2 separate regions of the Homo sapiens genome follow, and region 2 is linked to region 1. A link is an interaction called in ENCODE POLR2A ChIA-PET data of the cell type or tissue named here. Cell type or tissue: MCF 10A. All regions are shown on one strand. Each heading gives the region's core, and the rest is flanking DNA. Links, peaks and the distances in the headings are about the cores only.

What was found. ChIA-PET counts read pairs that join two places held together with the same protein. Peaks named below come from ENCODE experiments on the same cell type or tissue, not always from the same donor. Only the 100,000 strongest peaks of a DNase experiment are listed, where the experiment ranks them.
Region 2: POLR2A ChIA-PET joins it to region 1 with 5 read pairs; 5 of 35 experiments call an interaction of 5 or more read pairs at or near these places.

What each region holds. Positions count from the first base shown.
Region 1 is chr7:45,031,145-45,036,514 of GRCh38, forward strand. The region is part of intron 1 of CCM2 (CCM2 scaffold protein); the gene reads left to right. Among named protein-coding and RNA genes, the nearest start is that of CCM2, 34 kb to the left of the region's middle. In MCF 10A, for the core only: no CTCF peak of the experiment used is centred there; a DNase peak (open chromatin) is centred at 2,927.
Region 2 is chr7:45,134,143-45,139,512 of GRCh38, forward strand. No RefSeq gene overlaps it. Among named protein-coding and RNA genes, the nearest start is that of RAMP3, 21 kb to the right of the region's middle. RefSeq lists an enhancer at 1-179. In MCF 10A, for the core only: a CTCF peak has its summit at 2,193 (motif pointing left); a DNase peak (open chromatin) is centred at 2,169.

The DNA of each region.
Region 1 (5,370 bases), core at 77-5,076:
GGCCGAGGTGGGTAGATCACTTGAGGTCAGGAGTTTGAGACCAGCCTGGCCAACATGGTGAAACCCCATCTCTATAAAAATACAAAAATTAGCCAGGTGTGGTGGTGCACACCTGTAATCCCAGATACTCGGGAGGCTGAGGCAGGAGAATCGCTTGAGCCCGGGAGGTGGAGGTTGCAGTGAGCCGAGATCACACCACTGTACTCCAGCCTGGGCTGTATAGTGAGACTCCAGGTCAAAAAAAAAAAAAAAAAAAAGAGGGCCTTGCTTAGTCACTTAGGCTGGAGTGCAGCGGGCAGTCATAGCCCACTGCAGCTTTGAGCTCCTGGGTTCAAGTGATTCTCTCCCCCCAGTCTTTCAGGTAGCTAGGACTACAGACGTATGCCACCACGCTCAGCTTTTTTCTTTTTAATTAATAATTATTATTTGTTTTGAGATGGTCTTGCTCTGTCACCCAGGCTGGAGTGCAGTGGTGTGATCACAGCTCACTGCAGCCTTGACTTCCTAGGCTCAAGTGATCCTCCCACTTCAGCCTCCCAAGTAGCTGTGACTACAGGTGTGTGCCACCATGTCCTGCTAATTTTTATGTTCTAATTTTTGTATTTTTTTTAAAAGATGAGGTCTCACCCTGTTGCCCAGGCTGGTCTTGAAGTCCTGACTCTAGTGATCCTCCCATCTTGGCCTCCCAAAGTGTTGGGATTACAGGTGTGAGCCACTGCGCCCAGCCATCAGCTTAAATTTTGTGTTCAAAAGCAACTTCTTTTCCAAAAATCTGAGGTGGCTTCTTGTTCAGTTTTGTATCTGGAATAGCAGAGAGCTCTTCCCCAGCACCGGCTGTCCCTCCTACCACCCCCTGCAGCTGAGAGCTGAGCAAACATTACCTCTGAAAAGCCCCATCATCCTCAGCGAGAACAGCAGCTACCCTGCATTCCGTGCTGAATGGGTAGGAGTGGCAGAGGGAGGCTGCAGCAGATGTGCAAAGATGCATTTCTTTACTTAATAGTGTTAATATTCCACTTTCTAGGAAGGCTTACCCATCAATTAAAATTATTTGAGACATTAAAAAAAGAAACTTAGGGTAGCTGCTATTGAAGACTAAGGACTAGGGCCAGAGAGACGCCTGCCTCCAAGTAGTCCACAGAATCTGCTTGTTAAAATGTTCGTGATTTGGAGGCCCAGGTAGAAGGGGCAGGTTCCTCTGAAGCGCCTTGGCATGCCCTATCTTTGGCGTTCCGGGGTCGCCCTCCTCTGCTAGTCTGTGAGCAGTCAGAAGGTTGTATCTCCTGTTCATTCCTCTCCTTGTCTCTTGCTGCTCAGAACAGCAGCTTTAAGAACAGGGTGGCTGAGCCCTAAGTGTACCTTTGGAGCATCCTGTGTGTCTTCAGCATTGATTGACTGTTTTTACTGTGGATTTAATTTCAGTTACTTTACTCTGGTCTTACTACTTCGGCTTGACTGTGACATCGTTGAGGGCAGGGGCTGTGTCACCTCTAACCAAAGGGCCTCCCCAGATGCCTAGCCTGGTCCAAGCGTTCCATCAAGAGTCAGTACCAGCGTTTATTGCTGTCCAGTCTGTGCAAGCTCCATGCTGGCTGCTGGGTAAGAGCCAAGGGCAGCCAGGCCTAATGGCTCATGCCTGTAATTCCAGCACTTTGGGAGGCTGAGGCTGGTGGATCACCTGAGGCTGGGAGTTTGAGACCAGCCTGGCCAACATGTTGAAACCCCATCTCTACTAAAAATACTAAAATTAGCCAGGCATGGTGGTGGGTGCCTGTAATCCCAGCTACTCCAGAGGCTGAGGCAGGAGAATTGCTTGAACCGGGGAGGCAGAAGTTAAGTGAACCAAGATTATGCCATTGCACTCCATCCAGCCTTGGTGACAAGAGCAAAACTCCGTCTCAAAAAAAAAAAAAAAAAAAAAAAAAAAGAGCAAAGGCCAGAGGAGGAAAGAGCTGAGCTCGATGTAGGGAAGAATTGATGTGATGCTTGGGCAATAAGAGGCATCTACAGATGGCCGTCCTGGTTTCCTTGCCCTGCAAGAGTTCCTACTATTTCTCACTGCCTAACTGCAGAGGGTCTCTCTTTAGGGGTGGGATTGTAGGACGGGGGAGCGCCAGAGTCCTTCCCAGTGCAGACTGTAATTCTGTGTGGAGACTATAATTTTATGACCTGTACATCAACATTAAAATAACAGTGTAGGTTGCATGTGGTTTGTGGGACCTGTTGATTTGGTGTGGGCTTCTTGGTTAGAGGTTGATCTTGGCAAATCTCCTGTCTCAGAGTTGGTTTCCTGTTGCTCCCATAGGTAGATTAGTAACTAGTTTGGCTAACAGGCAGCTTTCAGAAGAGCCAACAAATGGAGCCAGGCTGCTTGCCCACACTGTCAGATTCAGAGCTCAGTCACTGTCCATGACACAGCTAGTTATCATTTAGGAGGAATGAGCTTTGGGGGCTAGCAGGCAGAAATGGTTTAGGGACAGCCATTTTCCTGTGGCTGATGTGAGATTATCCATGTCTGTGGAGATGCAAGCTTCCGAAAAGCTGGGCTCATGGGCCAAATGCCTCTGTATTTCCATAACCTCCAGGCCAGGGTCTTGCACATCATAGGGCCTGGGAGAATAAGTGAGTGGTCAAGCATACACATTTGAAAAGTAATTCATGTGCCATCTGTCACTTGAGAGTGCCAGAAGAGAGGAAATCACAGGCAAGCAAAGCCTGGTGTGTTTTTAGTGAGGCTAGAGAAACATGATTTTTTGCATGGCTAAAATTGCATCACTAAATTTTGAGGGCCGTTTTTAACTTACAGTTTACCATGATTTCTTGGCTGACAAATCATAGGTGACCATTTCTCACCATTCTCCCATGAGAACCCCGCACTGCAAACTACCTGTCATGTCCAAACTTGTCCTGGGGCTCAAAGCTTGTCAGGGATTAAGGAGAATGAAGCCCGAAAGTGCCTTAGGGACATCCTGTCTTCACTGCTGTCATAGAGCCAGGGCCTGGGCAGCACAAGGCCACATGCTTTCTGAGCCCAGGCCAGTCCCAGCAAGCTCTTATGGAAGCACTTTTTTTTTTTTTTGTTTTGAGACGGAGTCTCTCTCTTGTTGCCCAGGCTGGAGTGCAATGGTGTGATCTCAGCTCACTGCAACCTCTGCCTCCCGGATTCAAGCGATTCTCCTTTCTCAGCCTCCTGAGTAGCTGGGATTACAGGCATCTGCCACTACACCCAGCTAATTTTTGGTATTTTAAGTAGTGACGGGGTTTCACCATCTTGGCCAGGCTGGTCTCAAACTCTTGACCTCAAGTGATTTGCCAGTCTTGGCCTCCCAAAGTGCTGGGATTATAAGCATGTGCCACCATGCCTGGCCTTTTTTTTTTTTTTTTTTTTTTTGAGATGGAGTTTCACTCTTGTTGGCCAGGCTGGGGTGCAATAGCACAATCTCGGCTCACTGCAACCTCCGCTTCCCCGGTTCAAGCAATTCTCCTGCCTCAGCCTCCCAAGTAGCTGGGATTACAGGCGCCCGCCACCACACCCAGCTAATTTTTGTTATTTTTAGTAGAGACGGAGTTTCACCATCTTGGCCAGGCTGGTCTCTTAACTCCTGACCTCAAGTGATCTGCCTGCCTCACCCTCCCAAAGTGCTGGGATTACAGGTGTGAGCCACTGCACCCAGCTTCTGGAAGCATTTTTAAAAAGTTTTTATTTTTCTTGAGACAAGGTCTCACTCTGTTGCCCAGGCTGGAGTGCAATGGCATGATCACAGCTTACCGCAGCCTTGACCTACCGGGCTCAAGCAACCTCCTGCCTCAGCCTCCCAAGTAGCTGGTACTACATGCGTGAACCACCACACCTGGCTAATTTTTGTAGTTTTTGTAGAGATGGGGTCCCACCAGGTTGCCGGGCTGGTCTTGAATCCCTGAGCTCAACAATCTACCCACCTCGGCCTCCCAAAAGTGTTGGGATTATAGGCGTGAGCCGCTGCACCCAGCCTGGGAGCACTTTCTGTCCCCTCTGTGGTTCGTCTTAGAGCGGATCATCTTGTAAGGATGTTGGTGATCTTAATTTTTTATGCTTTTATATTTTGCCTCAGTTTAAGTGTAATCAGCAGGAAGCAGAAAATATATTCATCATTTTCAAAAAATATTTAAAAATTCAAATATTAAAAAAATACAGAGAAAAGTTAACAAAGCTACTGTATACATCATCTGGCTCCAACTGTTACCAACTCTGAGGACCTTTAGTCATCCTTACTCCATGCTCTCCCCTACCACCGGATGTACTGAGCAGCAGAGAATGGGACCTGGGAGGGGGCCTATTCCAGGTCAAAGGGGAGAGACTACTCCTGGTCAACGGGGAACTACTCTGGGTCTATGAGAGGACTAGTTCAGGTAGATGAGGGACTACTCCAGGTCAATGGGGAACCACTCTGGGTCAAGGGAAGACTATTCCAGGTCGGGCAAGGGGAGCTATTCCAGGTGAAGAAGGCGGATGCAGGGGTGGGTCCAGTCAGCCCAAGTGAGAGAGGAAGCATTTTAGCAGATTATAGGGCTTTAAGCCTGGGTCACAGGTGTGTCACCTGTTGGGGGCACGAATGAAGAGCTTAGGCTGTGATGCTGGTCCAACTTTATTATAGTCTGTGGTAGTGATGAGTAGGAGACAGTCTGATTATATACATATATACATATATATATATATGTATAGACAGCAGTGGAAGAAGAGATAAATTTTAACTTATTGTCAAGGTAAATACAGTCATAAAATTAACTGGTATATATTTTGCTTGTTCACAACATATCAGACGTGCTCAGAACTTTATGTAGATTATTGTATTGATTGCCTGTGGCACTTCTCTAAGGATTGTTAGCCTGTTGTGCAGATGGTGAGAGCTCATCCAACCAGTTTGCTTAGTAAGTGGTGCAGCCCAATGCATGCCGGAGCAGAGATCATGCCTAGGACCTGAGGAACATCTATCTTTACTGGTAGAAGAAAGAGAGCTGGCAAAGGGTGCGTGAGATGCAGGAAACACAGGGGACAGAGTGACAGAGGCGTGGTGGCAGCGTTAGTGCACTTCTCTGGAAGCAAGACTTTCTGTTGTGTTTTTTGTTTTCGTTTTTATTGAAAGAGCTTCCTGATTCCATGTCTGTTTTAGTGGGTGAATGGAATAAAAACCCAGCTATGAAAGGGTGAAATAAATAAAGGTAAGAAGGAAGCTGAGGAGCAGAAAGCTCAGCCTTGGCTGTCAGGAGGCAGCAGGGTCAGGAAAAATGTTGGGTTTTGCTCTTTGAGGATTTGTTTTATTTGGGGTGGCTTTTGTTTGCTTATTTACTTTTCCCGCTAATGCTGGAGAGCTGAGCATGATGGTGGTGGTG
Region 2 (5,370 bases), core at 254-5,253, 100 kb after region 1:
GCAGACCCCAGGTGCATACCCACAGAGGCTCCTCCCCAGCTGCGAGGCTTCTGACAGGGAGTCGCCCCCGAGCTTTCAGAAGAGTCCAGCGCTACACAAGGACGCAAGGAGCATGGATGGTCCTAGGCTGAGATATCATGCAGCCTGGCAGGTGCAGAGAAACAGGGTCTTTTTGGGGAGTCATTTTCTCCAACACTGAGGTGGGAGAGGGCTGGGGAGGCTGGCAGGGCTGGACCATGGAGAGCCATGGGGGCCAGGCCAGGGGTCAGGGTGGCAAGGCAGGATCAGACACGTTTTAGAAAGGCCCTTTGCCAGTTGACAGGGAGGTGGGAGGAGAGGAGAAGGGGAGCCTGGACAAAGGTAGGCACTGGGCCTGGGAGGAAGGTATGTGGGACCGGGGCCTGGGTCTCCTGGGCTGAGAAGGGAAAGTCCAGCAGGGGTGGGGTTGTAGAAGGGAGGGCAGCAGGCCTGGCCTCTACATCTCCATAAACTCTTGATTTCCAGCTGATGCCCCTACTCTGCAGAAACACTGACCCTGGGGAGATTCTGAGGCTCAGGTCAATGCCTTGGGTAGAGAATGAGGAGGTAATGAGCCCTGAATGGAGTGGCTTTTCACTGTTCCAGCCAAGGGGCCCCCTTCTTTACAGCTGGGGGCCTTGAAGCTCAGCTTGGTCAGGGACTTGCCAGTATCACACTGGGATTGGGGAGTGGCCCTGGGACTACCCTTGGCCTCTGGAGCCCCAGGGCCAGGCTGGGAGTCAGAGCACCACCCTGCTCTGTCTTCTTAGAAAAGTGGCCCAGACTGCTGTCCCACACTACTCATGTCGTACAGGGTCAGAGACCCACAGTGGGCCTAAGGCCCTACTGAGGCCTGGTTCTGAGATGAGGTTTCTGGGAGAAGCCCCCTTGGCCGTCCTTTCTCTAGCGGTGGCAGAGCTGGGTGCTCTAGCCTACTAGAAAGATTTCAGTGGCTCCCGCCATGCTCTGCAGACATGGCGGTCCTTCAGCCTACTTACCCCCATGACATTTTGCAATTTTATTTTCTTTGCTAACATTAGAGGACCATTAAAAGCTAGCTTTCTGGTGTGGGAATACAGAAAGACCACCCACATGAGAACAGGCAAAATCTCTTCATCTAGAGCTGCTCTAGCAAGGGGGCTGGCCGCCATCACTGCATTTGGCCAAGACTCACAGGCAGGCAGAGGGAAAGGGAGGGAAAGCTTCACAGTGGAAAAGGGAGGCTCAGGTGAGCCCTGATGGAGGCAGCCAGCCCGGGGAAGCTGGGGCAGCTCACTAGAAAGGGGGCTGCCTATGTGATTGGTTAGAAGAGCATATTTGTTTTGTTTCTGGCTGGTCCTAAGTTGGAAGCAGGGACAAAAATTAGGGAAGCTGCCAGTTATTAATCAAGTTCTGGCCATTTGGGGCCGATTGTTAGAGGGGTTATTGTTTGGCCTTCCAGGATCGTTGCTAGAGAGAGTGGTCTGACTTCCTATGCATTTGGCTGCATAGGAATAGCAGGCTGGCATCCCGGCTGGTTGCTGCAGACTATGGGACAAGTTCTACTCATATGTATGGCCTGGCTATTGTCCTATTTGATATTCAGTCTCTCCCTGGTTTCTCCTGAGGAATCAGAAGAAAGACCTTTGGCAGCTAGGCAATCCAGATCAACTTCCCCTCTGAGGATGACTCAAGAAGCTGAACAATAATAGCCCCCAAAAGTCTTACTGAAAGCATCAAAAAGCTAGCAAGATCTGGAAGAAGACAAGAACCCAGCGGGGTGAGCCTAGACGTTCCAAGCTGCTTTTGCTCTGGAGGCATTTCCAGTTCCAGGGAATTAGCCTGAAGATGAGCTTTGTTTCTGGCCCTGTCCTTGGACTGGAGGTCTAGACGCCAAAGCCCAGTAAGATGTAAGAGGACAACATTTCACCTGATTTTTAATGCAGCTCTGCCAGTTTTCTTTTGGCAATGTCTATTGGTGATACTAATCTTGACCAATTTTTGCCGAGCGTCTCCACTGCTCAGAAAGAGACTAGCAGCCCTGACATCCGGGGGCCATGCCTTAGGGTGCTCCTGCTGAACACAAACAATTACCCAAAACATCGACCTCAGAGAAAGAAGCCTGCTCCATAATCAAGTGTAACTCAGGAGAACATCAACTAACCACAAAATGGCCCAACAGCTCCCTCTCCTGGGTCATGTGAGCAATTGCTGCTTCTTTACCAACTATAACTTTAGCTGAAGATATTTCATCACAGAATTAATTACTCCTGCTGCCTGACAGCCTCCCACCCAGAAAAAAACCCTGTTTTCTTAAACCCTCCCCCAAAATCAAGGCCCAATCTCATGAGGCCTTTATAACACCCTCTCCCCAAGTCGCCTTATGGTTCTCCAAAGCCTGTGTTCTCCCTTGTTACTGCAGCAAGAAATAAACCCAACTTGTTCAACCTGGTGGCCTTCGCCTGGAAGTCTTAACACTGAAAAGTGACTCTGTGTATCTCTCCATTTGTAGTTAATAAATATCTTGGGGGTTGAATTTGAGATTATACTAATAACTTGTTCTTTTCAAACTTGTGCCCGCTAATTTTAACATTCGTTGGTGGATCTTGTCTGTACCACTTATTACTGTGGTGTTTGCCTGATGGTAGTTTGTCTTCGTTCTTCTACACTTATTAACTGGAATTATTCTGTAAGGAAAGGCTGCCCTTTGCCCCATCATTTATTAGATTACTTAGCACTTTGTTCCAGCTTTGGCCATTGGGAGTGCCTTGAGATTGGCTCCCATGTTCTTTTGACAACTGTTCTTTTTTTTGGGCACTTTCTCACTTTCTGGCATGAGAAGATGCTCCAAACTCATCTTGTAGCTTCCCTGCTTCAACCTGGGAATGAGCCATTTTTCTAAGGATCATGGTGCCTTTTTACTGGAGAATGGTGCTTAGAAGCTGAGATCCTAGCAGAGCTGTCCATGCTCCTGGGTTGTCCCTTGTTGAGGCTCTCTCATCAGCAGACAGGCTAGGAAATATACGCATGTCTGCTAACCCACGCGTGGACATGCATGTGTATTTCTGTGTCTATCTGTTTGTATGCAGATTAAAGTCCTGAGTTTATACTGATACCTCTGGTTCCAAACCAACACAATGGGGCTCGCTTTAGCCTTTCCTCACTTGTAACTTCTTTTTCCAACAGTGAGAAACCCAGCTGTCATTATTATGATATTCTTACTAATTTTTTCAGTTCTAGTCCATGCCTCAAGTAGTTTCAGAATTGCTTGCCACACCCTTGGAGGAAATACATTCACTGGCTACATTACAGCATTTCTTTTTTTTTTTTTTTTGAGACATAGTCTCACTCTGTCTCCCAGGCTGGAGTGCAGTGGCACGATCTCGGCTCACTGCAACCTCCGCCTCCTGGGTTCAAGTGATTCTCCTGCCTCAGCCTTCTGAGTAGCTGGGATTACAGGCACGTGCCACCATGCACAGCTAATTTTTATATTTTTAGTAGAGACAGGGTTTCACCATGTTGGTCAGGCTCGTCTTGAACTCCTGACCTCAGGTGATCCACCCTCGTCAGCCTCCCAAAGTGCTGGGATTACAGGCGTGAGCCACCGTGCCTGGCCCATCGCAGGATTTCTGTGCGGTTCTTTTTGCCTTTAGCCATACAGGATCCAGTCCCGGTACTGTTTTCCACAATGACTTAGGTGAGCTCTTTTCCTCCCTGCTCCCTTCAATGCAGCTGTGCTGTTCATTTGCAGTGCTGTGAAGCTCAAGTGCTACTGTCTGCATTCCATTTTGGGTTTTGCTTGTTTTTTGAGTGTGTGAACTCTACTTTAACTCTAAGAGTCACACAAAAGGCTAGAGACGCAGAGTGTACCCCTCCCCATCCTATCACTTTGTTCTCATCCCCCTGGGTACCCTTTTTCCACCCTTCTCTTAGGTGACCAATCTCTTTAGCTCCTCATTTATCCTTTTCTATATTTCTTTGGCACAAATGAGCATGTACATGTCTATTTTCTTCTCTCTTTTTGAGACAGAGTTTTGCTCTTGTCACCCAGGCTGGAGTGCAATGGCACTATCTCGGCTCACTGCAATCTCCACCTCCTGTGTTCAATGATTCTCCTGCCTCAGCCTCTCAAGTAGCTGGGACTACAGGCATGCGCCACCATGCCCAGCTAATTTTTGTATCTTTAGTAGATGCGGGGTTTCACCCGTGTTGGCCAGGCTGGTCTGGAACTCCTGACCTCAGGTGATCCGCCCGCCTCGGCCTCCCAAAATGCTGGGATTACAGGCATGAGCCACCACACTGGCCCATAATCCACAAGTTTAATATGTGGTAGTTTCATTATTTTTCAGTTCAAATATTTTATCATTTCCATTTTTATTTCTTCTTTTGCTCATGGTTTATTAGAAGCATATTTCTTTAGCTGTTAAAAAGGAGGAAGAGGCGACAGAGCGAGACTCCGTCTCAACAAAAAAAAAAAAAAAAAAAAAAAAAAAGGAGGAAGAGCTCCACAATTGAGGTGAGGGTATTTCTAAGACATACTTTAAGTGAAAAAGGCAAAACACAAACAAGTATCCATAAAATGTTATCCTTCAGGTAGGAAAGAAGGGGATGTAAGAAAATAGACATGTCAACTGGGCGTGGAGGAGGAGCATTTCTTCCTTTGCTCTTTCCAGCGGCCATATGAGCAGTGTCATCTACGTTCTGCAGATAAGGAAATGGACTGAGAATTCATTTGCTCTTTCCAGCAGCCCTATGAACAGAGTCATCTATGTTCTGCAGATAAGGAAATGGACTGAGAACTTAGACAGGGAGTGTGTCTTCTTTCTCTCTGCACCCCGATGCCTGAAAATGTCGACTGGAAGACACCTAGGCCTGCAAGGCTGTGAGGGAAGTCAGGGGGTCCCAAGGGCTGCCTGTGGCCACCCTGACTTGGATCTGGAACACCTGCTCCTCCTTACTCATTGCTGCCTGGCGTGGCTCCACACTTACCCACTCCTCCAAAAAATGGCCCTGGCTAGGTTGGGTTTACAGTGGATTATTAATGCTTTGATAATCCTGCCTGCCCTCTCCCTCCGCCCTCTCTCTGTCTCCCCAGCCTCCTGCTCCTCCTCTGGTCTTCCTGTCCAGTCATGCTGCCACTGTCCTGCCTTTATTCTGTAGGCTGAAACATTCCTGCCTCCTGCTTCTAGTCTTCAAGTAAACTTTCAAGTAGCGTATGTTCCTCAAACATGGCTCTCAGGGAGCAGATCTTACCAGGAGTGGAAAAGGCTCCCCGTTGCCTGTCATGTGGTATATACACTTCTAGAAAGCCCTCCATAAATCCATTTCAGTAAAAGGGACATTTACCACTGCTAAGAAGGGATGGCTGAGCAC